Regions from separate parts of the Mus musculus genome. Here region 2 is linked to region 1. Evidence: chromatin loops called from intact Hi-C (ENCODE). Cell type or tissue: left cerebral cortex. All regions are shown on one strand. Each heading gives the region's core, and the rest is flanking DNA. Links, peaks and the distances in the headings are about the cores only. Region 1 holds the start of Gm49890 (predicted gene, 49890). Region 2 overlaps Gm34568 (predicted gene, 34568).

Region 1 (15,152 bases), core at 6,074-8,573:
ACTGCCATGGCAGGATTTTTTTATCATTATTATTATTATTAAATGTGAGTTCTGGGATTTGAACTCATGTCTTCATGCTTAAAAGGCAAGCACTTTCTACCTACTTACTGAGTTATCTCAAGTCCCTATATGTGATTCTTTATTAATAGATTGAAGACAGGTCTAATAGCAGTTCTCATGATTACCATAATGTTGAAGGTATGCAATACATAAGTCATTTCAAGTATCAGGAACAGCTGTAATATGATATTAAAGTATCCAAATACACCCCCATAAAGTCACCACAGTTGTGGTAAATATGACAAAATTCTAAGTTTCAATCAGAGATTAGTAAAAGCCAATATAATTTTTATAGCTTTACCAACCACATGCCACCATGAATTCTATCCAAACTCCCCCATGATCTACAGACTCTAGGTAGGAAACCTGGAATTCAGATAACTTTCTAAGGGTTTAAAAACTTTGAACAATGAAAAGAACAAAAACACAGATCTATCCTCTTGTCTAATTTCTTTCTCACAAGTAATTCCAAAAGACTCCTCCTCTGCTACAGAACTGTGCATATACACAATTTTTGCATATATAAACTCATTTGATATTTATTCTCTGTGTGAAAGCCATCAGTTTAGTTTAATCTCACTTAAGAAATGAGGAAGGCAGAGTAGAGTTTTAAGTTTTGTCTAAGTTTACACATACAGAAGCTAAGTGCTGAGCGGGGACTAGAACCCTTCGGCTTGGCGTCTGATGTCTGTGCACAGTCCCTAAACTCTGATTGGAAGCTATGAGGGGCAGTGTGGAGTGCTATTATACATGGTGAGGCCGTTCCGGCCACAGCACCCTTTAAGTGGCCTGCTGCTCAGACTGAGCAGTCAGTCCTGGTAGCTAGTGGGCAGTCTGTGCTGCTTTCTCTGCGCATTCCCATAGATGACCATGCATAATCTAGTGTTATTTTCTAGAATGCTACGCGCTCGCATTCTGGGAATTCCATTTCTGATAATGATACTGTTTGTTCTGGTGTTTAATTTCAGTGCTACAAGTTTTTGTGTACCCCCTAATTTCCACAGGCAAAGACAATGTCTTCCCATTTGCAAATTACTTTATATTCTTTTGTGTAGGGTTTGGTTGTCCTTGGGATGTTTTTTCCCTATAACCAAGCTCTCAAGCTCTCAGAAATTTTGCTTTCCTGGAATATATTCACTATGATCCAATGAATACCAAAAGGTACTCAATGAAAAACCCTAAAGCTCTAATATTTTTGCTGTCTAAATGTCATTTGTACAATATGAAATTTATATACTACATTTATATTTTTAATTTAAAATCTCCATTTTTTCACTTTTTTTGTTTTGACCTTTGAACTTAATTTGATCTCTCTCTACAAATGAATATTTTTAATATTCATCCATATTAAAGCTCTCCTCCATAATGTTATTATTGCTTTATTTAACCTTCAAACTCTGTCCACTCTTTGGTCAGATGTTTCTGCTTTTTACCACATCTCCCACACTGGTTTTCAGACAACAACATGTTAGCTTTGAAGGGGGTCTTTATGTTTGTACAAGACCTTTACCTATCATAAAATACAAACTAACTTGTCAAGAAGACATAGTTGAGAACTTAAATTCAAGTCGTGCTGAGCCTGGAAAGTCAGGGTATGTTGTATGTTAACACACATACGCCATGACACACATGTGACAAAGGACAGCTTGCAGGAGTCAGTTGGTTCTTTCCACCATATGAGTTCTGGGACAGAACTGAGAACATCAGCTGTGACAGGCACCTTTATACACTGAGCCAGCCTGCTACTATACTATTACCCACACAGACATTAGAACTTTCAAAGTATCAAAAAAATAAAAATAAAGTTATCCTTTTATTCAAGGTTCAGGAGAAAATTGTTCTGTGTGTTTTTCATGGAATGACCACCAGAGACAATTTAGAATCCATCTAAACTTGATTCCCTAACCCACCACTTTACATGTGGGTCCTAAGCTATTACTTTACTTATAGTAATAGTCTGTCTATCTCCTATACCTTTATGGATGTGGACTTGAGGCTTGAACCAATTCTAAAATTTAAGAAAGAACACACACACTACAATATAATGACTCTCAAACCAACTTAAAAAAATAACAAATAATCTGCTTAAATATCATTATATACAGCAAATTAAAAGCAGAGGTGAGATAGGAAACACACAGACTGCACCGTTTAGGAGATTTCTGAAATCTTTAATCTTTCCAGGCCAGTTTTCCAGTCTGTAAAATAAAAACGATCACGGCAGCTAAATCACGAGAACTGTGGAGAAGGTCTCCCATAGTACACACAAAGCATGGGGCACAGAAAACCATCAGAAGATGAAGACAACTCTACAGTCAGTACTGCTCTGCCAACAAGACAGGTGAGACACATATTTTATTTGATTTTGACAAAAAGCTCTGGGTGATATTGATTCTCTGGTCCAAGAAGGCAGTTCTGTATCCGTGTTAATGAGATGGGTTCTGAACTACAAGTGAATAACAATGACAAGCTGTTTTTATATTTTAATATGTCCAGCACACATTATTTTTAGCTTCACTAATTAGTGCTAAAGCTTGTCAATCCGCCAGTTATTTCTAAATACACAGTTTTCTTACCGCTTCTAATTTAGTAAATTTCAGGGGAAAAAAAAACCTACGAACACTTGTAATTGGTAAAATGAATTCTTCAAAACAAAGACTGGCTTTAAATGAATTTGTTCCTTAACTGAGACTTACTTTTCCATTTTTATTTATTGTTTTGATCAATTGTTAAGTAAAACAAAATTCTGGACATCAGCTTTGAAAAATTATCAAATACATTTATCAATAAAGGAAAGTAGAGCTTTCAAATTCATCCTCTTTGTCATTACTTCAAATACATGGGCATTTCACCAGGACTTGAAAACCCCCAAACAGGAAAAATCATATTAAAGATTTAGTGCTTCAAAAATTAATCTGACTGGTCTTTACTTTACATTTTCCTCATTTTATCTTCATTTATTTCTCTTTTTCATCAAAATATTCTCAGCTACTGGTGGTTGAAAGTGATAAATCACAAAAAGCAAGCATCTCTGAGCTAATTTGACTCAATATTTAATAAGATCAAGAGGACTTAAGTGAAATTTTCCTTTTATATAAAACTAAAAATTTGTCTCCAGGAGTTAAAGTGTTATAAAACTGTGACTGCTCAATTACTAAAAGCAAATAGAAGCTAGCCATCACACATCAATCTAGGTATATCTACTTATCTGTTACTTTGAAATAAAATCCAACCTTTTTCTTTGCTTGCACATAAAACCTCATCTTAATCCTATCTCTGAAGCCCCCGAGGGCTTTAGTCTGCCACTGGAGATGACTGGGTACCGAGAGGTGTTTCAGAGTTACTGAAGTCAGGATGAAATCTGACTTCACTTTAAAAAAAAATATTTTTTAAGTTTAATTAGATTCCACACTCTATCCATTTGAGAGAGAGAGAGAGAGAGAGAGAGAGAGAGAGAGAGAGAGAGAGAGAGAGAGAGAGAGAGAGAGAAGGAAGCCGGTCAGTTAGTTTTGAGTTATGGCACAGAACAGGACAGGACAGGACTCACCAGGCAACAGAATGACCGGCAGAAACATGAAAGTTCTGGTCTAAAGCTACTCCTCATTTAAAAGGCTCCACTCACCTGTAGAGCCGAAGGAGTCAGACTCCCATCTGTCCAGACACTCACACTTTTAATCTGGTTTTGCTTTATTTCGGTGATGGGGATTGAACCCAGGGCTTTGTAGGTACAGAGCAAAGTCACTGTTGTTATTTAAGACTCACAAAAGAATTTGATCACTGGCGTTGTGATGATCACTAAACAGCCAGGCTTAAGTCAGGAAACAGTTAACAATCTCCACAGGTGACTCAATAGCAACTCTGTGAAGAGGACTATATCTATAGCACACTATAATTTAGCAATCTCAGACTGTGTTAGGTAGTAGCTCTCATGAGTTGGATTCTGGGCTATCAGTCCCTTGCCTGTATTAAAACACTAGATTCTAAACAATTTTTAACAGAGACGTATAGAAATATTGGTCTCGACTAGACATTGCATGCTATACTTAAATCAGAGAGAGAGAAAAAAATCACTCAGCCCACAAGTTGTGGAGCACGACTTTCAGGGCTGAATTCTCTTAAGTTATGCAACACACATTCAGCTTATTAACATGGTCAAAGTCTACCTGAAATTGTCAGAGATAACTAAAGGAAGGTTTCAATTGTCAGGTTAGAATGGCTTTTAGACACAGTAGGTTTCTCCCACCACCGCCATCCCGGTTCGAGATCAGAATTACTTCCAAAGGGCATCAACTTAAAACACAATGAAGACAGTCCATCAAAGAATAACCTCAGCAGAAAACTTAAACCAATTTAATAGCTAAAATTCACTACTTTATACCTTTCCCATCTTCCAAATTATATAAGCATAAGTAAATCTCTCTCTCTCTCCCTCTCTCTCTCTCACACATACACACACACACACACACACACACACACACACACATGAGCACGCACGAACAACTACAATGCAAACTGTAAAAAAACTCAACATAAGTGAAAAGCCTAAATATATTCTGAGCCACAGACTCCTACCCACTACCCACCCTAGAGGACTTATAATTAAATCATACTATGTCTTGATTTCGTCCCAATTACTTTGAAAGCAGCTTCAATAAGGCTACAGCCTATACACAAATGGCACTAATTTCCCCATCTGGGTATAAGTCTTTTAACTCCAGTTGTTATGCCCCTGGCAAGGAAGTAAAACTGAGTTAGACCACGGACTGGATCTGCTGTGGAGCACAAGCTTCCGCTTTGCAAATGGCAGAGCTGACTCTTGTCTGTCCTGTCTTCTCTCAGACTCAGTAAAGGGGAGTGGGGTGAAGACTCTCAGACTTGTGGATCTGTGTCACGAAGACTCAGGCTTATACAGCAGAAAGAGGATCAACACGCATTGCTTGTTTTCTGAACGCTCCCCACCCCCGCTTCCCCCGCCTCAAGTTTCTTGCATCAGAATGATGTGTCAGAGACATCACAAAGCAAGAAATGGAAGTGGACCAAAGAAGATCATAGTATGAGCATTGGCAGTCATGTACATTGCATTTTCCCTGCTAAAAGTGTAGTTTTAAATTACTAGGACAATTATTGTTTTGCTCAGAAGATTGGTGCTATTTGGGATATTAAAATAATGGTGTCTCAAAAGAGTATTTCTCTGAAAATAGAAATCACCTAGCGAATTCTCTGTAATCTGCAAGTTGGCTTCAAGTGCTCAGTAGCTAGGATCGGCTAGAAAATACGAAACAGAACATACTTGATAAAGCCAGAATCAGGGTTTCAAGGTTATTGGAAGAGGACTTTCCCCCCTCTGCTGTCATGCATGCAATAACTGTATATTGCTTAAAATGTTAATCCCAGGAAAAGCAGAAGGTCCTAGAGAATGAATCTACAAGTAAATCTTGACCCTACACTCTACCTTTTAACCTCCTTACTCCTGAAGTCAACACAGATTTCCCCCACACCCATGTGCAATGGAAAGCTTCCTCCATCATCTCCAACCTCCTCCCAAGTTTGTTTGTTTTTTTTTTTGTTGTTGTTGTTTTGTTTTTTTAAGCCTGGAGTGAAAGACAGCCGGAGACTCTACAAATGAAGCAAGCACATTAGGGTACTTACATGTACAGATTAAATAACTGATCTACTTTCTATACAATTTACTGTCATTGTTTAAAAGCCCCCAGTGAAAATGTAGCTCAAAATGCAAAGATCAAATTTCACCATTTCTTTTACTTAAGCTGCATCTATTCTAGATTCAACAAAAGTTTTTTTTTCCCTACATTGCAGAACTATGTAATAACAAAATTTATCACTCATTAAAACTTTTGAGACATTTGGGGGTTACTTTTTAAGCAACTAGTTATTAAATATATCAAGAAGATGTTTTAAAGCATTATTACTAGCCCTTTCTTGTTTATGATTAGAGAATTATCTATCCTAAAATGCCTTCAAATTCCATATTGTCTTTTAATACTATATTTTATCCCTTAAATGTTAGTAATCAGAGGTTACATTTTCGCCTTTTTACGTTTAAAGTTAAGAGCCCCCACAATGTTCAAATGATAAAAATACTTAGACACAAGTAATGCAATTGTGGCAATTACGAAGAATTTAATGTTTTCTAATCTCAAGGCGTCAATATTCCCAGCAAAACACATTTAACAAAAACCTATCACTGAAGAAAATTATTGTTAAAACAAATCAATTAATGTTCTATAAGTACCCTAAATAGTTAACAACGGTATTTAATATAGCTTCAGTTCTGGGGCAAATCAAGAAAAATGATTTCAAAATGAGGGGAAAATGATACACATTTCTTGTTCTCCATTTTTTTCCACTTCCATTTTTATAAAGATATTCAAATAGTAGATGTCTCATAGCTTTCGTCCTATAATAACCTATTTAAAACAAGCCGAGTCCACACTGTCCGTCAAGGATTTAGTCACTACTATGTACTCTTCAGAATTTATAAAACTTCAAGAGCCTTCTAGGCTCTTCTAGCTTTCAGGCTTCTTGCTCTCTCTCACATCAACCATGAAGGCAATACCTACGTATAAAATAAAGACCTAATATGATGTAAAAGAAAAGTTTCCAGAAGGCCCACCCCACCTCCAAAAAAAAGTCTATTAAACACGAATCAAAAATGCCTATTTGGGGACCCAACCTAGTTTTCAAGAGGCCCTGTACAAGTTACAAAGGAGAAAGGAAGCGAACTATATTACTTCCTTGGTGGGGGACAACCGCACAATATTATTTTAAGCCTTTTTTTTTTTGATGATAAAAATCAAAATAAAATACCTACGGAACTGCCTCTGGAGATACTGAACAATAACCAGAATGACAGTGGGAAACAACTTAAAAAGTTAGCTCCCCTCCAACCAAACACGAGAAACTCAATAAACCTAAAGTCGAGCGTCACTTTTAAATCACTTAAAACAAAAATCAAGTCAACCAAAACTTTCTCAAAACAAATGATAAAACTGAGCATTGTCGAAACTCCCGTTCACCAAGTATTTTAATCCACAGGTAATAAACTCCCGCAAAATAAATAAATAAATAAAAATAAAAAATTCGTGCCTACTTCCCCCTCTAATTCCACTTCAAAGGTGCCAGGATTTCAATGAGGAAGCTGAAAGACGGGATTCGGATTCCAGAAGCAGTCCCCAGGCAGGAGGGCCACAGCTCCAACCCTTGGTGCAGGTTGTGAGCCCCATTGCCTGTCCCTGTCCTTTAGCTCTTTAGGAGGCCACCTAAGCTTGTTTCGCTGCTCCCTACGCGGCCACTGCCTGGCTGAGGAAACCCTGCAGCAGCCGAGGAGCCGGCCCTTCCAAGGGAGGGTCACGGAGAGAAGGGGCAGGAGCTGACGAACATCCTTCATCCTTTTTCCACCATACGAGTACGAACTGAAAACAAGCGAATCCTCGGCTGTGGGGGTTCTCACCGCACGCCTCGTTTCTGTGCACTCCACCGGAGAAGCCCCCGGGAAGTTTCCAAAGCACCCAGAGTTTGAAATGGTGCGTGGGCAACGCGGGGACTCCCCAGCGGAGAGCGCTCCAGCACGCACGCCGCGCTCTGCTTCCCTGCGCGCTCGAGGATCGCGCGCGGCCCGAGCGTGTGGCCGAGCGCGGGTGGCTGTGCGGGACCGCGCCTCCGCTCCCCACGCGCGCCGCCGAGCCGCCTCGTCCCTCGGCTCCCACCAACCCCAGGGTGGCTCGCCGCGCGCCCGGGCCCGCTTACCTGCGGCCTCCACGCACCCCGCGCGCGCCTCTGCGTCCCGCGTTGTGCGCAGGTCGAAAGAAAGCGCCGCGGGCTGTGCCACCTCCGCGCGCCCACACCTGCCGCGCGGCCCGACGCCCCGCCCCGGCCCCGCCCCGACGGGACCGGCCGCGCCTCCGCCCGGCCAGCACCAGCTGCAGCCGGCGCAGCTCCCGAGCGCCGCGGCTAGGCAAGGTTCGCGACAGTCACCGCTGGGGCGGCAGCCACCGCGTGGCAACCTGCGCGAGCCCCGGCATTCTTGACCAGCAGGCCAGCGGCGATGCTGGCAGGGGTCTTCAGAAACCCTGGCGACTGGTGCAGCCCAGGGATCCAATGGCGTTCAAGCCGGAGGGGAGCTCTCCCATCCCTGGCATCCTGGTCTTGGCTGCCTTGAGGCCTTCCTGGACGTTTTTTTTCTGTACCCACCTGCTCCGGATCTTGTTCTTGAGCAGCCTGAGTGCTGCTCTCTGAATCTCTTTACTGGCGTTGCCTTTGTATGAATGCTCCCGTGCACTGCCCTGTCTCCAAGCACGTCATTTTTATTGTCCGATGAGATTCATGTTTAATACTAGAGCGTACAAGCAGAGACATGCGCTTTCCCAATCCTTTCCATGTAAGTTTCAATTACCTAAAAGGTAGAGGTTAGGTTGCCCATCTTGGAAATTCTCAAGCAAATACAGAATTATACACAGCAACATATTTTTTTTTCTGTAGTCTGCAAGCACAGCATGAGGCCTTTTACACTGATTTAAGAGGGTGGAAATTGTCTTTGTACAAGTAAATGCAATTACATTTTAGCAAAAGTCCCATTACCCACCAAGAAAAATTCTACAAGTGGGGTGAGGAAAGGAGACGAATAAAATTCATGGTGATGTTTAATTAATGATGAGATAACATCTCAGTGTAAAAAAAAAATCACATATTCAAACCAGGTGAAAATTACTCACCAGATGTTCCTTAATGAGGTGGTACTCATTTGCTTAGCCGACTACAGAAAAGACAAGCCAAATAGGGTTGATTTATTACACAAATTACACTAACATGCATATATATGAGCTTAAGACTTATGTGAGAAACTCGGGTTTAATTTTTCCTTATGAAGCAGGTGCATAAAATGTTTTTTTTTAATGCTCTCTCCTACACCCAAGTTATGTGTGTTAAGGTCGTGATGATTAATGGTTAACAGTGTTGAATGCACAATGGTAGGAACCATTACACTTCACCTGAAAATGGCTCTGACTCATGAACTCCATTTTGAAGAACTGAAAACTCTCAAGGTTGATCCACTACCTTGATCAAAAAATAAGAATCGGCAGTCAAACATGTCACTATTAAAGTAATTGTGAAGTTTTTTTGAAGTTAGCTTTAAAGTTTATAGTCTGAGTGCAGAGGGGGGAGAATCAAATACCCCCAAATCATGAAAAGCAAGCCTTAAAATGAGAATCTAGAAAGAGCTAAGTGTTTGTCTATCCATAGAAAACCCAAAAGCATGCTTTGAAGTGCAAAAATATTACTCTAATTTTATTTATTGAATCAGGATGTTGTCAAATGTAAGTGGCCATTTAAACATAATTCTTTTGGTGAAATGGGAAGGGGGGGTGGTAATATAAACCCGGCCAGGAAAGACTCAAACTCCAACAGAAAACCTAATAGATGAGCAACTACAGGCACTTCATTTATGGGACTTTTTTTCTTTAAGGTTTAAGCAGAAGTCTAAATTACTATTACAGATGAAACTGCTTAATGCTTATCTAAAATTATATAGCATGATACTTTGAATAGCAAATAATCAAAAAAAGATAATACATTTCAAATTATAAACATCAATGTAAAGAAAAACAAACATTTGTCTTTCAGGCTTTGATCCAGGCAGACAAGTTATTTGTCCCCCAAACAAATACATAATTTTGAACACCCAAGTGCTACACAAAGCATAGAAAAGAGGCCCCCTTCTCACCCATTAAAGTTCCGATGGGCTTGTGAACGGAACATAGCAAACAGTTTCAGTGTTGGCTGCTCACCCAACCCATTGGAAAGGTTGCCAGTTTCTTAGACTTTAAATATGATTTTTAAGAAATATTTCTTTTTAATGGGAAAAAAACCTAACAGGCAACATAACAGCTCTCTTCCCATAGTGTTCCCATCTGTTAAAACTAGACGGTGGCGGATGAATATCTGAGAGTATTCTCAAGTGTCGTACAGTTAAAGATAAGATGAAAGTAAATGGAAAAAAATATGTGATTAATAAAACAGTAAAGCTTTCAAAAACAAATGTGGTTCCTCATTTGTCCTTAGGAAACATAAAGTTTTCAGATGTTTAAAAGAATCTTCTTCTAGCTTTAATTTTTTTTGAAAGCTCCAATCCCATGCCTTTTATTTTTGATAGTATTAGGTGTAGAAGGAGGGGTGGGAGGAATGCATTTTGGGTTATGTGTGCAGTGAGACACGAATAACCCTAATGGAGACAGTGCGCACTCTTCACATGGGATAGCATGGGTAAATAGCAGCAAGCCAAGGCTGTCATCTGACACCATGTCCTTTATTCCATGCTGAGGTTTAGAATGTCACTTCATACAATAGTGTTGTTTTCTCTAAATATTCTATCTCACCTAATTTCCATACAGAAGAACAGTTAAGGAAATACATGAATTATTGAAATAAACTGAGTGAGGTAGAAAAAGAATCATATTTAAGTTTGTTTCTTAGATGGATTTTTATAGAAATGTGTTCAAAAGGTATTTGGTTCTATTCCATTTTACATAAAACGAGCCGTCTGGACAGCTCGGGTAAGGGAGCTTGCCTAGGGATCCAACTTTAATTCCTAGACCCACATGATGGAAGGAATGACCCACTCCTACCAGTTATCCTTTGACCTCCACCTGTATGCCACGGCTTGTACCTGTGCATGTACACACACACACACACACACACACACACACCCTTCGCAGGCTAAGTAGATAAATAAATATAATATTTTTAAAAATTGAAATGACATCTTTGGATCGCCTTTAGTTACATAAAATTTATCAAATGCTGTATCAGTTTCCAGAATCTTTCAGCCTTGCTCATCCAGCTCCCATTTTAGGAGCTGTCAGGAGACTTCTCTTTATTGAAAATGTAGTGAGTAACACCAGCTGCTCACACACAGTGGCTAACATGCACACGGCTCTGAATTTCTCTCACAAACAAATCTTTCTGATCCCGGGCCTTGCTCATCTTTGAATCATCGGTGTTTTGAATCCACAAAGGGTAACAATGAGAAGGAAGTAGTTCTCAACTGCAAACACACGAGGAAGCTTAGAATAGGTCTACACAGACTTGATATCAATTACTAACTGGGCTGTGACAGTGTAAGTTTTGGTACGATCTCACTCTGAGTTCATCTCTTGAAAGCAATATCATGATAGCTTCAGCCTGGCTCCGGGCTTCGGATGCAAATCATCATCACTCATTACTTATAATTTGCTTCACAACTTACAGAGACATCAGATGTTAAGTACCACAAAAGCAGAGAAACATTGAAACCCAGCTGTAATAAACGTAAGATCATTCCAAAGAAAAAAAGTCAGTTATTCTTCTTACCCAAACCCTGGTGATGGCTTCCCCGTCTGTTAGCTTTAGGTTACGTGAGTGATGACTGAGTGAGGTAAGGATATAGATGGGAGAGCATGGGAGGGGCTGCTGGGAAGGGCTTTGTGCAGTAGATGTGTAGGATTGGATCCACAGTTAGAGACTTCCCACTCACTAAGAGTGCACCACAGACTAGCAGCACTGGCCTCCCTGGGAGCTTGCAGGAGACAACTGCTGAGCCAGGACTGGCTTTTCAAGATGCCCGTTCTTCAAAGTACACACCAGTGTCTGGCAAGCGCTGCCCACTGAGACCAAGAACTGAGAGAAATGGTTGCCTGTCCTGTGGCTTTGGCTGCCTGGTATCTCTAGCTGGAAAACCAGAGAAATAATCTGTTACAAAATCCTGGGATTATTTTTTTTTTTAAATGAGGGTCTCAAATGAGGTAAAAGATTTCTCTCAGTAAGGATTTTAGATGAGTCTTTTAAAATTCTATCAGGATCACAAGCTAGTTCAACACATTCGCCTGGAGGGTGGACATGGCCTTTGGTGTTTGTTCTGGGCAGTTTTCTGTTTCGCTTCAGGTTCTTCAGGCTTAGATGAAGAATCCTGAGTCGAGTCTCTGCAGTTTTTAGAGACTGAGAAGTCCAATGGTGTAGAGTGTGACTCTGCCTGCTTACTTTCCTTAAAAGGCACATGTGTTTATCGGCTTCTCCAATGCTCTGTGACCAGCTGTTTAGGAGCCTTGTGTCTCCTGCCTTTGTTTTCCACCCTCCATCAAATCATCCCCAGACCACCACTTGCTAAACTTATATCCAATCAATACCCTGTCTGATAATTAGTAATAAAAAAAACCCTCCAATCTCACCTAGACAAAGTATTTTTCATCAAGAAATGTTTTCCTTAAGAACTAGAAATGCAAAATGGTCCATCTAAACTCACGGAAATGTTGCGATGCCCATCTCTTAGTGTATGTGTGAGAAAATAGTAAGCCCAGATGTCCTCATAAAACAAAACACAGCAAACAAAACAAAACAAGAAAACAAGAAACAAGGAACCTGTGGATTTCTTTCAATAAGGTTGGGACGCCCTAAATTAGACTCACCCATTTCTTATTCTAAAGAAATTGGCTAGTCCCTTAAGAACGCGGTCATGCTCAACATGAAAAGTGCAGATGTGATCCTTTGTGCTTTGAAAAGGACAGTGATGGCCAGCTGCTTCTATTTTGAAAAGAAAGTTCTAGAAATCATGTTTGGAGGAATCATGGGTTTTGTGTTTGTAAACTAAATTAGGAATGTGGCAATGAGTCTCAGGCACCTTCTACTGGCATTATCGAGTACAGTGGGAAGTACAGTCAAGGCCTCATAATGGAGCAGAGGTCTTCTGTAGACGCAGCATGGATAAATTTCCAAGATCCTTATTCTGTCTTTTGGTTTTTCAACCAGAAAAACAAAAACAAACAAAAAACAGTGAAAATACTAAAATGCCAACCTTCTGTAATCACTGCAGAGAGAGAGAGAGACAGAGAGACAGAGAGAGACACAGAGAGACAGAGAGACAGAGAGACAAAGAGGCAGAGAGGAGAGAAAGACTCTTAAATTGTGGTGCTGGGCAAATGGAGTGTGCTGTGCTGTGTGGAGCACATCAAAGCCTTCGGCCTTCAAATGTCTTTGGGCTGTTGGTTTTAAGGCTAAAAAACCAGCAACATTTGGAACCACATCAAGGATTCCATCGCATCCCCACTCCCCATCCAGTGAATGACTAGTTAAAAGGCCACGCCAATATGCATGTTGGATACAAGAAAAAACAAGTTCATAGCCTAGGAAGCCTGGCACATTCTTGAAATCCTTGTCCAGTCATGGGATGAGAGAAAGAATCTAAGCAGATGTCCAATTAAGACACAAATTTATGTGTGCACCCTTTTCTACCCCTTGCCCCCCCACCCCCTGTATGAGTTCGTGTGTGTGTGTGTGTGTGTGTGTGTGTGTGTGTGTGTATTAAAGAAAAAGTGCAGATTATCTTTCCTTATGGCCACTATCCTCCCCCCCCCCCCCCACACACACACACTGCAATGACCCACCCAAAAGGAAAGCTGGCTGTCTTTAGGGATGCTATCATGAAATCTGGAGACAGGAGGCTGTCTTGTTGCTTGCATGTGTTAACAGGGATGGGAGTTGGGGATGGGTCTCCCAGCACTCAGGAGGCTGATGCAGGTGGATCCCTGTGTATTCAAGGTCAACCTCTTCATAGTTTCAGGTCAGCCAGGGCTATATAATGAGACCCTGTCTTTAAGAAAGAAAAAAGGGAGTCTTTTTCTTGATGCTGCCTGTTTAATCAATCTCTCTTACTTGACACACATCAATATGTGTCCAGTGCTAGACTTTTCCACAAGTCACCCTCAACTGATTCTGAATCTCTGCTCGGTTGCTCTGTCTCCTGCTGTCTCACATTCGGAAAGCAGAATAAAACAACTCCTCCAGCTGCTTAGCCCGGCCTTGCTTCCCTTCCACTGACACGCACCCTGCCTTACTTTGCTTTGCCTGATTAGTCTGTCCCATTTTCAAAGAGCTCTTCAGTAAGATCAGCAGTAAATACCTTGTCCAGCACTTTAATTTTCAAACTTGGTATTCTATTTTATGTGTTTCGTGAAGATAAAGAGAAATAGACAGAGGTTCAAGATATCCTGTGTGTTTCTAAGGTATTAAAAACCTTATGAGTCCCCAGAGCTTTTCACGTTCTAACAAGCATTATAGTTCATGGCTTTCTCCTTCGGACCCTTTCCCACATGTTCCACTGTTTAATAGTGGATTGCTTACAAAACCCAGCCATAATGAAAACAAGAGCAATTTACATATTAGAATTTTTTTTAATGAAAGTTTTTTTTTCACCAACTTATAATGAGTGACTGTGAAGTGCTCAGCTATTAATGGATCATCTATATCAACCTCCTCCTTGCATCATCCCGGGAACAGTGTGAAGAGAGGACTGGAATCAAAGCCAGAGGATGGGGAGGGCTGCTGAGAGATAGTGTCTCCTAGAGATCATGATGTTGTTGCGCTTATAAACTCACAGCAGCTGTGCCTGCCTGAACAAGGGCAGCACAAGATCAAGTCAGTCTGCACAAGATCAAGCCAGTTGAGCCACCTGCAGTGACAGGTAAAAGGATCATAAAGCCCTATCACTACTCATTGGTATCAAAATCCCCATGGCAGTGAAGAGTTCAAAGCTAAAGTAGCCTGGGCAGTTACCAAGGATGAGACAGTAAGTGGCAAAGTGGATATTGGAATCATGGTTATGCAACTCTCATAGAACTGAGTGAAGGAATTACTGACAAGGAAATCTTTGCTAACATTTCCTTAATATTAAAAAAAAATACCCACTTCTAACATATCAATGTTATTTAAATAAATCACCCTGAGATAAAACTGAGGTGCAATACACATATTTATGATTTATTGTGCAATTATTACAAGTTACCATGTATGTACCCAAGGGAAGTTTTAAAGTTGAAATGGTCCCTGACACATATAAAAGTCAAAGCTTCCTTAGAAGGCTAATTCATTTTATGTTGCACATATAATAGCCGAACAAACCAATTGTCTCATGTAAATTGGAAGCAAGTTAAGCCTTTTCCATACAAACAATATAACACAAAAATATTGCATGTGAGAGAAAAAAAGAGACAGAAACATACTTGCGCGTGCACACACACACACACACAGAGAGAGAGAGAGAGAGA
Region 2 (15,152 bases), core at 4,303-6,802, 63 kb after region 1:
AATTTTTCATCATTGAGTTCTTATTCTCTCTCCTCCTCCTCTTCCCTCTGGGATAATTTTTAAAAAGAGGAAATGGATGCACTCTTTTGAGGAACTGTCTATGTAAATTTGTGTAGTATTTGGCTCTTTTTGAATAAAGCATGATGTGATTATGTCTTCTTTTTCTGGGTTGCTGGTCTACTTTTGGCATTTCCCTCCATCGCTGACAATCATCATGTTGATTTATTTCACCCAGATCCTGCCATGGGTCCAGACCTCCCAGGGTCTCTTGCTGAATATTGCTAAATATCCACACTCAAAATAGGGTGGGCTAGTTATACTATGCAGTATGTCTAGAACTTTAGTGAGCTAAAACAGCAATGAGTTTATTTTATCTTGCCATAGTTTGTAGGTGTCTCTTCTGCGACTTCTGACGCTACAGTCAAGGGGAAGTTCAGCTCCAGGTAGCCTGTTAGGTTTGATCCCCGAGTGCTCCTCCACAGGCTTCACTCCATCTGCTTTCTCATCTTCCAGGGTGTCTCTGTGCAGCTTTTCTCTGGGGGAGCCTGGAATTCTTCCTCGGTAATGCATGGCTCCAGGAGGAAGGAAGCCAAAGCTTTCAGGATCAACCTAGATTCAAGAAAAGGGAACATTTGCTCTGATTTTAGTTTGAATCTGTATTTAAAGAGTAACTACTGGGATAAGAAAAGGAAAGGAGGGAAATCAGGAACAAAGAGGAAAACACACAAAGAGTTTTAGATGGTCTACCTTCAGGAAATTGATCTGTACTGTTAGGTACTTAAGGTAACATACGTATCTCTTGTAAAGGCAATTATCTGAAATACCTTATTAACTCAAGTTGCAATAGACGGGAACATACTTCATTGACTGAAATCAAACCCATTGTAGTCACTGCCATTTTTTTCTCCTAAGAGACCTTCTGTCTCCACATTCTGATACACTGAATTCTGCCATGCCTTGCAGGAAGTTGGAGTAATCCAGTTCTCCTTGTCATATAGCACAAACACTTCCACACTGTAGAAAGCCAGGGAATTTGTGAGTTGAATCGGAAACGGAAGGTAGGTAAGGAGAACTGTACTAATATGTACAAAGGCTTAGAAGTAGAAAAGAATGAGATGTGAATTGATATGTGTCTTACTTAAGGTTTTACTTCTGTGAACAGACACCATGACCAAGCCAACTTTTATAAGGACAACATTTAGTTGGGGCTGGCTTACAAGCTCAGAGGTTCAGTCCATTATCATCAAGGTGAGAACATAGCAACATTCAGGCAGGCATGGTTCAGGAGGAGCTGAGAGTTCTATACCTTCATCTGAATACTGCTAGCAGAATACTGGCTTCTAGGCAGCTAGGATGAGGGTCTTAAAGCCCACACTCACAATGATATACCTACTCCAACAGGGCCACGCTTTCTAATAGTGCCATTCCCTAGGCTGAGCATATACAAACCATCCATTTTATATAGTAGTTTGAAGAAGAATGGCCCCATAGGTTCTTATCTTTGAATGTTTGGGTATCAGGGAGTGGTACTATTTGAAAGGATTAAGAGGTACAGCTTTGTTGGAAAAGGCATGATCTTGTTGGAGGAAATGTGTCCCCAGAGATGGGCTTTGTGGTTTAAAAAGCCCAAGCTGGTTGATAATGGACTAAACCTCTGCTCTGTAGGCAAGGCCCAGGTAAATGCTTTCTTTTATAGGAGTTGCCATGGTCATCATGTCTCTTCACAGCAACAGAACACAGACTAAGATAGTATGAATGTACATTGGGGGTTGAAAAGAAATTTTGCATCAGAAATCTAAGATTCCAGTCAAAATTGGATCCTTTGGCAACTCACTGAAGCTCATGATCTACTCTTCTTGTCTTAGTAGATTTTTATTGCTGTGAAAAGGCATCATGACCAAAGCAACCCTTATAGGGAATAACATTTAGTTGGGACTAGCTTATCAGATGTTCAGAGGTTCAGTCCACTATCATCATAGCAGGAAGCATGGCAGCATCCAGGCAGGCATGGCACTGGAGAAGGAGCTGAGAGTTCTACGTCTTCCTCTAAAGAAAGCCAGGAGGAGACTATCTCCCACATGACCAAGAGGAGGGTCTCAAAAGCCCAGCCCCACAGTGACACACTTCTTCCAACAAGGATACACCTCTTAATAGCACCACTACCTTGTCCAAGTATATTTAAACCACCATACTCATCAACTGGACAAATGAGGATTTGCTAACCTGGGGGACTTGGATGGAAAATGAAAGAAAAAAAAAAAGATATGCGTCTGTATTCACCAAATGTAAGCTCAATTGTTTTGCATGTGAAAAAATCATGGATAAAAGGCCATAGGAGATAAACTAGAGAAGTAGTTTAGGATGGGTTATAAGACAAATAGAACAGAAAAAAAAAAACAAAACAAAAAAACAAGCAGAGTAAAATTGGAAGATGTTCAAAGGCACAAAGTCTTCACGGATGACCCAGTTAAGAAACTGCTCAGACCGGAAACACATATCACATTGTGCCACAGTTTAAGGCACAACCTAGTTTAGTATGGAAGGAAGCATACATCATTTATGAAGTTTTTATTAGCCAGTTGTATATGCAATGTGTCTACAGTTGCATGTAAAGCAAAGATGCTCTAGGAAGACAAGAAATGATTCTATTAAAGTCCCATCGGTGCTTGCCATTCAGAACTGAAAATGATCATCAGACTTGTGTCAATTTAAAACTTATAGGAATAATACAGTTGACACGCATAAGACCTCATAAAGAACAAATGAGTCACAGAGAAAATAGTTTCCCATAGAGCAAGCAGTTAACTCATTGTTGCTGACTCAGATCGGTTCACTGTAGTTTTAAACAAACTTAATGAGGGCATGTGTTAGGAGAACAAAAGAGAAAGGGCCTTTTCCACTGCCACTAGTGAGAAGGGTGTGATGGGCGCCTCTGTACAGAACTCGAAGGAGAGATGACATGAGTTTTCACATTCACATGGATGGAATAAGAAGTTGCTGGAAGGTGTGTCTGAATCCCTGAGTGGAATTTTTCTTACTTCCTTGGTGAAACACAAAATGCTCAGTTCACTAATAGAGAATCACTTGCATTGAAACAATAGGCTCCAAGAGGCTGTGTACAGTCTGCAGGAGGACCAACACAGATCCAGGGCTGCAGACTCATGATGAGCATCTTGCCTGCAGCCAACTCAGGAGGATTAAAGATGGTGCAACCAGTAACAATTGTGGATTTGGGAAAGTAGAGATGGGTAGCTGCTTGATCCTGCCTCTGCTCTGTTTAACTTAAACTGATAGGGAGGCTGGTATCTCTGAACAAATTCAAGTATCAAGATGGCTCAAGTTGATGGCAAAAGTCTGCTGTGAGTTTTAATTAGAGGTCTTTTTCCTTTTGTCCTCCATGTTTTTAAACCTAGAACTGAAGAACTGAAATATGAACCTAAACAACCCTAAGGATCAGGATTCATGGGATATGTGATGTTTTGCTTTCTGGAGAAAAAAGATGCCTAGAAAAATATGAGTAAGGAGTACTGCATTTAAATTTCATGCAAACCTAATTTTGACTATTAATAGAGACCTCAAATGTGTTGTTTTGGATTCAAAGAACAGATAAAAGAACTTGCAAAATAATACTTTAAAAGCCCACTCAACTTTATTTACATAATTAAAGTCCCGGAATGGAAATATATCCAACTGTGCTCTTTATACAAGAGTTTATTTACTGTTTCCTCCTACATCATTTTTCAGTTATTAGCTAAAAATCAAAGAGGAGCTCTTGAGAAGAAAAAGAGATGTAATTATTTTGGAGACATGGCTTTTTTCACCTCTAAGCATACATTATAATAAAATTAAATTACATTGGTGGATAATAAGAAAAAAAATGTGATGCAATGGACAGTGGAAGAAAAGGGGGAAAGCTCCTACCTCCAGTGGCTTATCCTAAACTCCACTAAGTAGACTATTCTCAGTGGACTTTGGAATGGGGCTGCATGGACAAACAGCATTCTGGTCTCATAGAAACAGAACTGCCCAGTTTTCCATAGCAGCAGCATCTATTAGCAGGGATCAAGCTTAATACAGGAAATTATCCCAAACTCATAATGCCATTTTTATCAAATGCAATACTTCCACCATATTTGCATATCGCCTTACAGACAAGTTGTCTGCATGGAGTGATCACAACTTAAAGTCAATATGGCTCATTTATGGCTGGATCAGAGAACAACTTGGTGACTAAAATGTGCAAACAGAAATGTAGACAGGGATGTCTAAGCTACTGCTCCAATATCGGAGCATGCTCATTTCACTTAGAGAAAGGTTGAAGTCTTTCCTTAGACAGAAGAAACCCACTGGGCCCTAATCAATGGGAAGTATTTAAAAATCAATGGATCTGTGCACGCATGAGTGTGTGTGCATCTGGGCACACACACCCCATACCATTGATTCAGTACATTATTACAAGATTTCATTTTATAGCCATATTTGTAATTATCTATTTTCAACAAGCTGCTTGAAGGAAAGTCTCATTTGCCCTATGCATGTTTCACTACAATGTGTTATATACGTAAATAAGCAATAAATGTTTTTCATAACTAAACTGAATCAAATGACTTTCCAGTCGTTTTCAACTGACATGGTTCTCAAGCATTGTAGTCTCTAATTCCTTGCTGGGCATGAGACACTCAGTGATTTAGTCACCACATGACAATGCATGAATCGATGCCGATGAGGGCTAAATGTCACTTTTGCAATACTTACAAGGCTGCTGGTGTACAACAAGACTTTTGTCTCAAGTCAGATCTAACGAGGCAAGTTGTTTGTACATGCTAATGGAATAGATGCCCTCATTTGTTCTTGCAGCAATTGCAGCATGATTACTACTTATAAAGACCCCCCGGGGGATGTGCATTTTTTTTTGCAAGCTATAAGCTCTTCCTCACTTAAGCTTTTCTTTACTTTAAAGAATGAACATTTTTAAAGGCAACTATATTTGTTTTAAAGGACTAACAGCAATTGCAACCAAGCAATAATTTTGAACTTTTGATTATTGTCAGCAATTTGCTTTAGAGTGACTAAAGCCTAAAAATTGGTTCAAATATCTACTTCATAGACATTAAAAAAAAGTTGGCTGACTCAAATACGTTCTGAACTCTCTATTGAAGAGGCAACCTCTCAGCTAGGGGCCTACAAAATTCTCACTTAGCTTGCTCTCTGGAGCTGTGGAACACCACCACACTTCCTCAGTTCCCTGGTAGCAGATTAGTACCTCCTGCCCTGTCTATAGAAACCCAGCAGGACGTTTCTATAGATACCACCTTGCCTTCCTTTTATTGGGTTTTCAGTGGTTCTATCTTTAACCATACCTACACTTTCAAAGAGCTAGGCAGGCTGCTTGGCTTCAGTGCAAATGCAAACGCTGAGATGGCTCAGCCTACTTTTATTCTAAAAAGGAACGCACAAATAGGAAGAGTGATGCTGCAAAGAGAGAACACTACAGAATTGCTGTAGTAGAGATCAAGTACCACGCCAGATGCACAAGTAGAAGATGAGTTTAATTGGTTATCTACTACAAGAGTTCTAACCTAAATGATCAGAACCAAGAATTTCACTGAGTTTCTAGAAGTATCTTGGGTAGATGATCTTATTTCAACTCATTAAAACAGCCCCATTTACCTAATTCAACTGAATTGTTGGACCATCACCTTTTTCAGGAGAACATGAAAGTCAAGAATTAGTTGCTCTCTGCTTCCAAATGCTGTTTACTTCAGAAAGCTCCAGCCAACTACATTTCCTGTCTTGGTCTCTTTTTTCACACGTTTCTCTTTCCGGCTTTATTTTTTTCACTTGACCTTTCCTCTCAATATCTTTTCAATTTTCAAAGAGGCATGTGTTGGGGCACAGTTGGATTTGGGCAATAGGCTTAGGGCAGGAAGGTGTGGTTAGGGTGGAGGGGGTAAGAAGCCATTCTGGCTGCTTTATTTTCTCATCTCAAGTCCTGGTAAAAGGCAGGCTTTGTATGTGTGGGTGTTTTTCTATGATGTGCAAGTACGCACAACTCTATTTTCTCAAGTGAGTAACTATGAGTGTACATATCTTGGAATAATCCACAAATTTATGTAAGCTACAAAGGAAACTGCACACTCACAGGAAATTTTACTTGATTCACAGCTTTACAGACAATGCAACCAGTTAGTGTCTACCGAACTAGTTACATAGAGAAGAGCATGCTTTCTTTTTATTTTATTCTTAATGGAAATAAGTAACTCATTTGCTTGGAAAGAAATCACTTTGTTGAATAAATGCCTTCATAAGCCCAGGACAAATTTAATTCAGTATTGTTTGGGTTATAGCAACAGAATGCAACATTGTTAATTTTCCAACAAAAAGGGGGTAACTTAGTGATTCACAATAAATTTCCAAGACAATATGTGCAGAAATCCTTGTGGAAAAATGCTTTTAAGTATTGCTTATGATTTGAGTGAGAGGGCAGGGATAGAGATTTAGAATTTCTCAAAGAATGTTGGAGCAGAGTGAGCCCTTAGGAACCCTGGGTACAGTCCCTCATTTTATAAATAGATACTATCTACCTCTTAAATGAGGAAGAGGAGGAGCCTAATGTTTCTGCACTTTCCGTTAAATCTATATAGCCCATTAAAAAGTAAAACATGTACTCATCTGCATTATATTTAAATCATGAATATATTATATAGAAATCTAAACCAGGCATACATATCTGTCTTTTGAAGCACCTATCATTTCTTGTACACACACACACACACACACACGGGGGGGAGGGGGATGCGTATTCAATCTTGGGAGCCATTCACATTACTGTTTTTTGTTTTAAATTTTTTCTTAGTTTTTTTTTTAAGAGTTCCATGCCATATGTTTTAATCATATTCACTGCCCCCCCCCCCAAACTCTTCTCCAATTCATCAGTCTCTTCCCAACTCAACAAACTTTGTAATTTTTTTCAATCTTTCATGGACAATTTCTGTTTTTGAGACAGGGTCTCTGAGGTCTAGAGCTTACCAAGTGGGCTGACCAAGGGGGCCGGCAAGTCCCAGGGCTGGGCTTATCTTTGCTTTCCCGGTACTGGGATCATGAATACGTGGCAGGACACCAGCTGTTTTCCATGAGTTCTGGGAATCAAATTCAGGCCCTTGTTCCTATAAGGCAAACACTTTACAAACAGAACCTAGGCCCACTTATTACTTCCTGGTGGGGAAATGTTCAAACTCTTTTCTGTGAGACAAAGAGTAAGAGAATATGTTATTACCTATTGTCACTGTCCTGTGCAACACACCACTAGAACTTTTTTTCTACCTAACTGTAAGTTAATACCTGATAATTAGCCTCTTTCCGTTCTTTCTCCCTCCCTACACTTACCAGCCTCTGGTAATTATCATTTCACTCTTCATTTCTAAGAGATGGATTTTTTTTTCTCCTCTGCTGTTAGTGAGGTCACGCAGGTGCGGGACTTTCTGTGCCTGCTCATTTCACTTAACATAATGACCTCTGGTTTCATCAGTGCTGCTACAAACCACAGGGTTTCATTCTTTCATGAAAATATGAATCATATTCATGAACGTGTGGCGTGTACCAGGTTTTCCTCATTGGCGCATCAACCAATGGGCGCTTATGCTGTTTCCATTCCTGAGCTACTCTGAATAGTACCATAGCCATGGCAGTGTGGCTATCTCTTCAACTTGTAGATTTCCTTTCCTTTTCTATAAACTCAGTGTCATGGTTTGTATATTCTTGGACCAGGGAGTGGCACCATTTGGAGGTGTGGCCTTGTTGGAATAGATGTGACCTGGTTGGAGTAGGTGTGTCATTGTAGGTGTGGGCTTAAGACCTTCACCCTAGTTGCCTGGAAGAAAGTCTTCCACTAGCAGCCTTTGGATGAAGACATAGAACTCTCAGCTCTGCTTGAACCATGCCTGCCTGGATACTGCCATGCTCTGGCCTTGGTGATAATGGACTGAACCTCTGAACCTGTAAGCCAGCCCCAATTAAATGTTGTTTTTTAAAAGACTTGCCTTGGTCATGGTGTCTGTTCACAGCAGTAAAACCCTAAGACACTCAGTGAAGGGGTTGCTGCAGTATACTCTCAGCATGGGTAGGAACCCATATTTCCTTCAGCAGCTGTGTGTTTACATTCTCACCTAGAAAACACTTCACCTTTTAAGGAGTGGGGAGGGCACTAAAGTTGGAAGTTCGAAACGAACAACTGTGGGCCACTGGCCTACTCTCCTATCACTTCACTTTAGTGGGACACAAACCCAGCAGCCCAGACAGCGTTCTCAGCTTCCTATGTTTCAGTGCAAATGAATCTCTAAACAACAAGGAGATTGCAGAAAGAAATCTGAACTCAGTTTTTGTCCTGTCCCCCACCTCCACCAATACTCACCTCCAGCCTTGAGTAAGCTCCTTAAGCATCTTTCTTGCCTAGTTACTAAGACTGCAGAAGAGTTACCTGGGAAAAGAGCTGTGCATGAAGAGATGAAAACTGGGATTGTTTCCTTGAACCCAGCCCTGTGACCTCAACCAGATGTCCACTGCATGGCTGTCTAGATTGGGGGAGGGATGCTCATCTGAGCTTCCAGGTTAAATTCCTCATCCAGGAGATCGGCTCAGTTGCACCGCTGATCTGCCTTACTGTGTGCTGTGAGAAACAATTTGTGTTCTTAGCCTCACTAGTCTGCTGGCCTGGGATGTGACCATTTTGCAGTTTTGGTGTAAGGCTTAGTCAGGAACAGTGTAAGCCGAATAAACCCTTTCCTCTCCAACTTGTTTCTTGGTCATGATGTTTGTGCAGGAATAGAAACCCTGACTAAGACAAATTGGTACCAGCAGAGTGGGGTATTCCTGTGACAAGCTGACCATGTTTTGGGGAGGACTGTGGAAGGACTTTGGAACTTTGGGCTTGAAGATCCATCTGTTGTTAAGAGCTCTGTGGGATGTTGTGTAGGGGCTTGGAAGATAATGTTGAGAACAGTGCAGAAGATGGAGGCCTGGCTTGTGAAATTTCAGAGGGAAAAATTAAAGACTCTTTTCAGGGCCATTCCTGTTTTGATTGTGAAGATTCTGTAGTTCTGGTTAGCTGGGGCTGAAGAATCAGCTGTGATTAACAAGATACCAGAACTACTAAAGCAAAAACTTTGCATTACTGGGACTACTGATGCTGGTTAGCTGGAGCTAAGAAATTAGCAGTGATTAAGAAGAGACCAGCATCATTGAGGTGACATCTTCTGGGAAGTGTTTTCTGAGAGCACAGTGGCTGTGTTCCAGATATAGCCAAAGTTGTACCTTGTGCTGTGGCTGGACTTGGTAATGTGTAAGGGTCACCCAGGTGGTACTGGTTTTGAAGGCATGAAGGAGTTGAGCAGAGCAGCTGAGGCTTGGCACTGTGAGAGGCCATGGAAGGCCATTGGTGAAAGTCCAGCCTCAGTTGCAATTGATGGCCCAGGACTGAAGGGGTCATGCAGTGTTTTGGAGATGCCAGCACCATGAGATGACCACCAAGAGCAGCAGCAGCAGTGGAGTACAGGCATCTGGAGCCTAGAGGATGACTCGTGTGCTACAAAGGGCATGGCTGGAGAAGTGACCCAAGCCCTTGGAGGAGCCCAGAAGATCGTAAGTTGGATCCCAGACATTGGACGGTTGGAGATTGACTTTTGCTTTTGGTTGTGGCTGTGCCCTGATATTTTCCCTCTTGAAGGAAGAAACTGTTTTAGTGGAGCCCACAGTTAAGAGACTTTTAATTGTAAAAAGACTTTGGATTTTAAAAGAGATGGATATTTTAAAGAGATTGAAATTTTAAGAATATGTAAAGACTGTGGGACTTTTAAAGTTATTTAGATCTTGGGGATGAATAAGATTGTAAGGGTTGAGGCTTACTAGTGATGTTTTTGTGTGTCAAGTTGACAAGGGGTCAATTGTACTGGCTAGTTTTGTGTCAACTTGACACAGCTGGAGCTATCATAGAGAAAGAAGCTTCAGTTGAGGAAATGCCTCCATGAGATCCAACTGTAAGGCATTTTCTCAATTAGTGATCAAGGGGGAAAGGCCCCTTGTGGGTGGGACCATCTCTGGGCTGGTAGTCTTGGGTTCTATAAGAGAGCAGGCTGAGCAAGCCAGGTGAGGCAAGCCAGTAAAGAACATCCCTCCATGGCCTCTGCATCAGCTCCTGCTTCCTGACCTGCTTGAGTTCCAGTCCTGGCTTCCTTGGTGATGAACAGCAGAATGGAAGTGTAAGCCGAATAAACCCTTTCCTCCCCAACTTGTTTCTTGGTCATGATGTTTGTGCAGGAATAGAAACCCTGACTAAGACAGGAACCAAGGTTCAAAATCCTTACCCTCTACAATCAGGTAGGATATCCGAACTTCAAATTTTCATGCATAAAATGCAGATTATATTATCTACTCTATATTAGATTCTAAATTTATTGTTAAAAAAACCAACATATCAAAAATATTCTCTTACCATTATATAAAATAAGATGGCAGGTCCCTTTATATGATAAGCAATTCTTATTTATACTCAGAACCGTTAAATGCTTGATGTTTGGCCAAAATTAGTTGATAAAAAATGACTAGTAAATTTAAATTTGAAATGTATATGTCAACACTTACATCCATGATTTTATCTCTTACCCCATCTAGGCTATGAGATGGAGGAAATTGATACACCCAGTTTCCTACCAAGATTTTGGGAAGCACCTTGGTGCTCCTGCTCCAGGCTGTAGAGCAAGTCTGATGATTCCGCTTGGAATCATCTTCTGGATGTCACCAGAGTTCACATCTGCTGCTCTTGCAAGCACGCTCCCAAATGTCGCCTTCACATTCAGACTTCTGAAACACATCTAAGCAAAACTTTAAATCCCATTCCTGCCTGCAGCCTACTCTCCTATAGCCTATTTTATTTTTCTCTTTATCAATTAATATATATTAATTTCCCAAGCAATCTGGGTTTTGCTGGGACAAAATACAGATCTCACCTTGAAAGAAATGAGAGATAGTTTATTCTTGAGCCAAATATGAGTGACCATGTTCCAGGAACATAGATTCAGATTTTTTGAAATAACTTGTTTCAATATTGAAATAGTTTTATGAAATTATTTGGTTACAGAGCAAAAAAAAAAAAACTCATACATAAACTAAGGTGTTCAAATACACTGGTGGAATCATGGGTAGGTAGGTTAGGGCAAAGTGGAGAAACTGAAAGCCACACCTGTGCTGTGGGTTTCAGAGGCTGTCTGGGGATGTTCTCAACCTCAGAACTGGTAGAAGCTAACTGTCTAGTAAAGAAACAAATTCCAGATGATTTTATGTGATAGTCACTGACATGTTAGGCCAAATAGTCAAGTAAAGATGTGCGTAACAAATAATTACTAAGGAAAGGAAAGACAGATCTAGATCATTTGTTTCTGCGTCTGCAACTTTCTGACTCTTCATAGTTGAATTCTAGCCTGTCACTCAGACTTAAGGGCTTTAGCACAGGTGTGGTTTTTCCTTGGAGCTTCAATTCATATTTTATATTTTATGACACCTTTTCCTAATTCCCTTCCCAACATTGAAAGGTATAATATAAACACTGTGAAGTCATGGAAAATCTTAAACATTTTGTTTATACATACATCTTAGAAGATTGCCTGATGAATTGAATAAAGAAATGGCTGTATGAGGTCTAATTCCAGACATTTTAACAGCAGGATAGCATCAAGTGAGATCACGGGTTCTTCTCCTGTCGGTTCTATTCTCCTTAGGGGGCATTGAACCCCATGCCTGTGTTACCTTCAGTCCTACCAGTTCACATGTATGTTCTCTGCAATGAATAGGGCATTTTTAAATGTAATCTTTTTTGTACCTAGATGAGTCTTTGCTGTCATGGTTGGTGGTGTTGATTGTCATTTAGATGCTACCATTAGCAGCAATGGGTACCATTTGAATTTTGAGAAACTCATACATTCCCTGAATTAAAGATCTGCTTTTCAAATTGAGTCATGGAAAAGAATCAAAATAAACCTCTCTCCATTTCTGTACTGCATCATTAGGGTCTCAATTCTGCTAATATATATATATATATATTCTTCAAGATGAGAATGAGTGAGTGTGGGGAATTATCTAGACTATGTTAGTTGGGAGGTAAATATCTATTCATTGTCAGCAGGGCCATCCCCTAAACGGAGGTCTTGGACTGTTTAAAGATGCAAGCTGACCACTGCACTACTGTACATGCATTCTTGCTCTCTCCTTCTGAGTATGGATCACATGTGGATCACACCACAGATCACAGTATGGGTCAAACTGGATCATGCTATGGATCATGTTGTGAATCACATAAAGATCACATATGGATCATACTATGGATTGTGTATGGATATAATATGACCGGCTGCCTCAAGGCTCCTGATGCCTAGACTTCCATGCCATGATACACTGTAACTTGAAACTGAGCTAAGAAAAAAAAAAAAAAAACTTTACACCTTAAAAGGAACAAGGCAAAAGAAAAGGAGGGAGAAGAGAAAGGTGAAAATGAAATTATTTCAATTCAAAACATTAATGCCAGCGGGTGGGATTTAAGGTTTAAAGGCTAACTCAAGAAAGAATTAGATTCTCTAGAATATCTTTTACTCTTTTTGTTTTTGCCTCAAGGTGATTTAAAATTTGTTACTTATATATTTATTTGTTATTTATACTTGAGATTTTTCTGTGCTATATAGCAATGATTTTTTTTCATGTCCTTAAAATTCTGAATGTATTCATGTACGCCTCCTTGTAAATGTGGACAGAGAAGTATTTTGGGAGATGCTTGACCTCATCTTAGCAATCACAGGCTCTATGTGCTTTTGGGGTCTTCCTGCAGCTCTCTGGAAGCACTGGAAGAGAAGGAGCTTGCCAAGTCTCTCAACACCTACGATACCTGGCACACTGCAGGCACTGAACACTGTTAGTGAGTGGGCGGGTATCTAGGATGGAGGACTCATGAGAATTTGTATCTTCAGTAATTCCCTTGATGGAATCGATGAGAGGTTCTCCCACCCAACCACAACTGAGAAACCAAATTTATATTGTCAGATGACTCACCACTGTGCAGTACTGACGTCATCACCATTGTAGAATTCACTAACTGACAATTTTAAAGCTCGTGGACTTTCCAAGTACCCTCATGGCTAAATACAACCTACTTTAAAAACATTAGCTTGATAGCTATTATAAAGCAGATGACATTACTCATGTCAAAAAATAAAACACCTCCATCTCATAGAAGTCTGTCCCCCTGTACCTCTTCATGCCCCTAACTTCCTCTTTCCTCACTGAAGGACTATGATATTTTCTGGTATTCTAGTCCATGCTTTTCTTTACTCATCTAAGTATAATCCCCCAAATAAAATAATTTGGCTGTATTTATGAGTAAGTAAAATCATACAGTCTACATTATCTTGTGCCAGCTTCTTTCACTCAGCCTGTGTTTGGCTGATTTGTCCATGTCCTTGTGAATGCCTGCAGTTTGATTTCCTTGTACAAAGTGGTTCATGTGGGTGACTTTGATCTATAAATCCAAGTGAAGTCTGCAAGGCTGTGCTATGACAAAGTATATCCAGCAAATTGGTTGCATACTTGCTTATGTTTAAGAGTTTAGAGTTCAGCCTAATGGTGATGAGTTTGGGAATCTGGTCCTGACCATTGACTCCTCCACTTACTGTGCGTTCTCTGGTTTCCAGTTGATTCCCCTGCAGCCTTGGTTTACTTATGGAGTGGGGAGTTTATTAATACTTCTCAATATCATGTAGCAACTCTTAAGAGATACACATGGGAGTCATTTGGTTACTACCAGGCTCCTGGTTCATATAGCACATGCTTCTATGGGCTTCTAATAGCTTTTTATTTGTGATTTTTTTATGTGTAATTAATTCAGATTCCTCCCCCTTGATTCAGAGAGCACAACGCAAAAGTGGGGGAAACAATGCTATCAATGAGAAGTGTGAGTGATACTGAATTTTCTATCATCAAACAGTCTGTTTGGTCCTTTTGTGCATTTTTAGATAGAATGGAAACCCTTGAAAGTGAGCTGGCTTTAAGTGTTTTTATTTTTATTTTAATAAGCAGTGGTTTATTACATAAATCAAATTGGTTTTTTTTTAGTTGTTTCCTCTAAACGAAGAAACTTCCTACTGGCAGAATTATTCTTAACTAAAAGTTCTTGTTAATTTATTTTCAAAAGCAATATATATATATTCCCAACGGGATGAATCTGAAGTAAAATTTAAGACAATGTAGGAAAATGTCATTATCATATCAAAACTAATAATTATAATAAAATAAAAATTACAATGAGAATTTTTAACATTTACTAGTTGGTTATCTTTGTACAATAACACATGGCACCAAATTAAATTTGTGTACTTTTCAATAATCCTTGTTTATCTATCTATTTTAACTCTATAAATTAAAAAGTCAAAGCAAAAGGATCAGTATGGAGAAAAGGAGAATTGGAGAGGTGCAGCAACTAGCTGGATGCTGCATCTCCTGCCCTTCACTCCCAATTTTCTATTGTCTAAAAGTGTGGATCTGCCCTCCCCATTGTACCAGCCACCGAACCATCTGTGTTACTGGACACCTGAAAGTAACTTGTTACTGAACAAGCTTGAGTTGAGATGTACTTTCCACATAAAACATGCACCAGGCTACAACAATTTACAGTAAAACAAGTAAAATTAGTAAAACATGTCTCAAGATTTTATATTAATTATATGTACAAATGACAGCATTTATGTATACTGAGTTAAAATGTATTATTAACATGAAACTCATGTTTATTCTAAGCTTCTAAAATATGGCTCCTGTAGGCTTATAGTTTTCAAAACTTTCTTTAATAAATGTACTTAAATGTTTTAATTTCCCTTCTAGCCCACCACCCACCAGAGTTAGTGGAAAGGAAAATGTGATCAGGCAAAGGAGGATGTGGACCTGTTTAGAAATAGTTCTTTCGAGCAAATCCAATTTGCATTCTCAGGATATCAGCAGTTCAGGTCACAGAAAATCAGCAGTGGTAGCTCAATCTGCTTGCAAACACCATTCACAAATCAGCAACAGCAGTTCAATCCAGAAGAAACCCTGAGGCTCTGCCAATAGCTCTAATTGACAGA

The links. Peaks named below come from ENCODE experiments on the same cell type or tissue, not always from the same donor. Only the 100,000 strongest peaks of a DNase experiment are listed, where the experiment ranks them.
Region 2: it touches region 1 in a loop (2.2-fold over the local background); 1 of 42 quality-filtered maps calls a loop at or near these places.

Annotation. Positions count from the first base shown.
Region 1 is chr4:88,930,570-88,945,721 of GRCm38, forward strand. Gm49890 (predicted gene, 49890) reads right to left here and starts at 11,473. Exons shown (of 3, transcript NR_132735.1): 1 at 11,428-11,473. In left cerebral cortex, for the core only: no CTCF peak of the experiment used is centred there; DNase peaks (open chromatin) are centred at 7,583 and 8,061; H3K4me3 peaks cover 1,498 bases; H3K27ac peaks cover 1,108 bases.
Region 2 is chr4:88,995,670-89,010,821 of GRCm38, forward strand. The region is part of intron 1 of Gm34568 (predicted gene, 34568); the gene reads left to right. Among named protein-coding and RNA genes, the nearest start is that of Gm34568, 47 kb to the left of the region's middle. In left cerebral cortex, for the core only: no CTCF peak of the experiment used is centred there; DNase peaks (open chromatin) are centred at 5,396 and 6,045.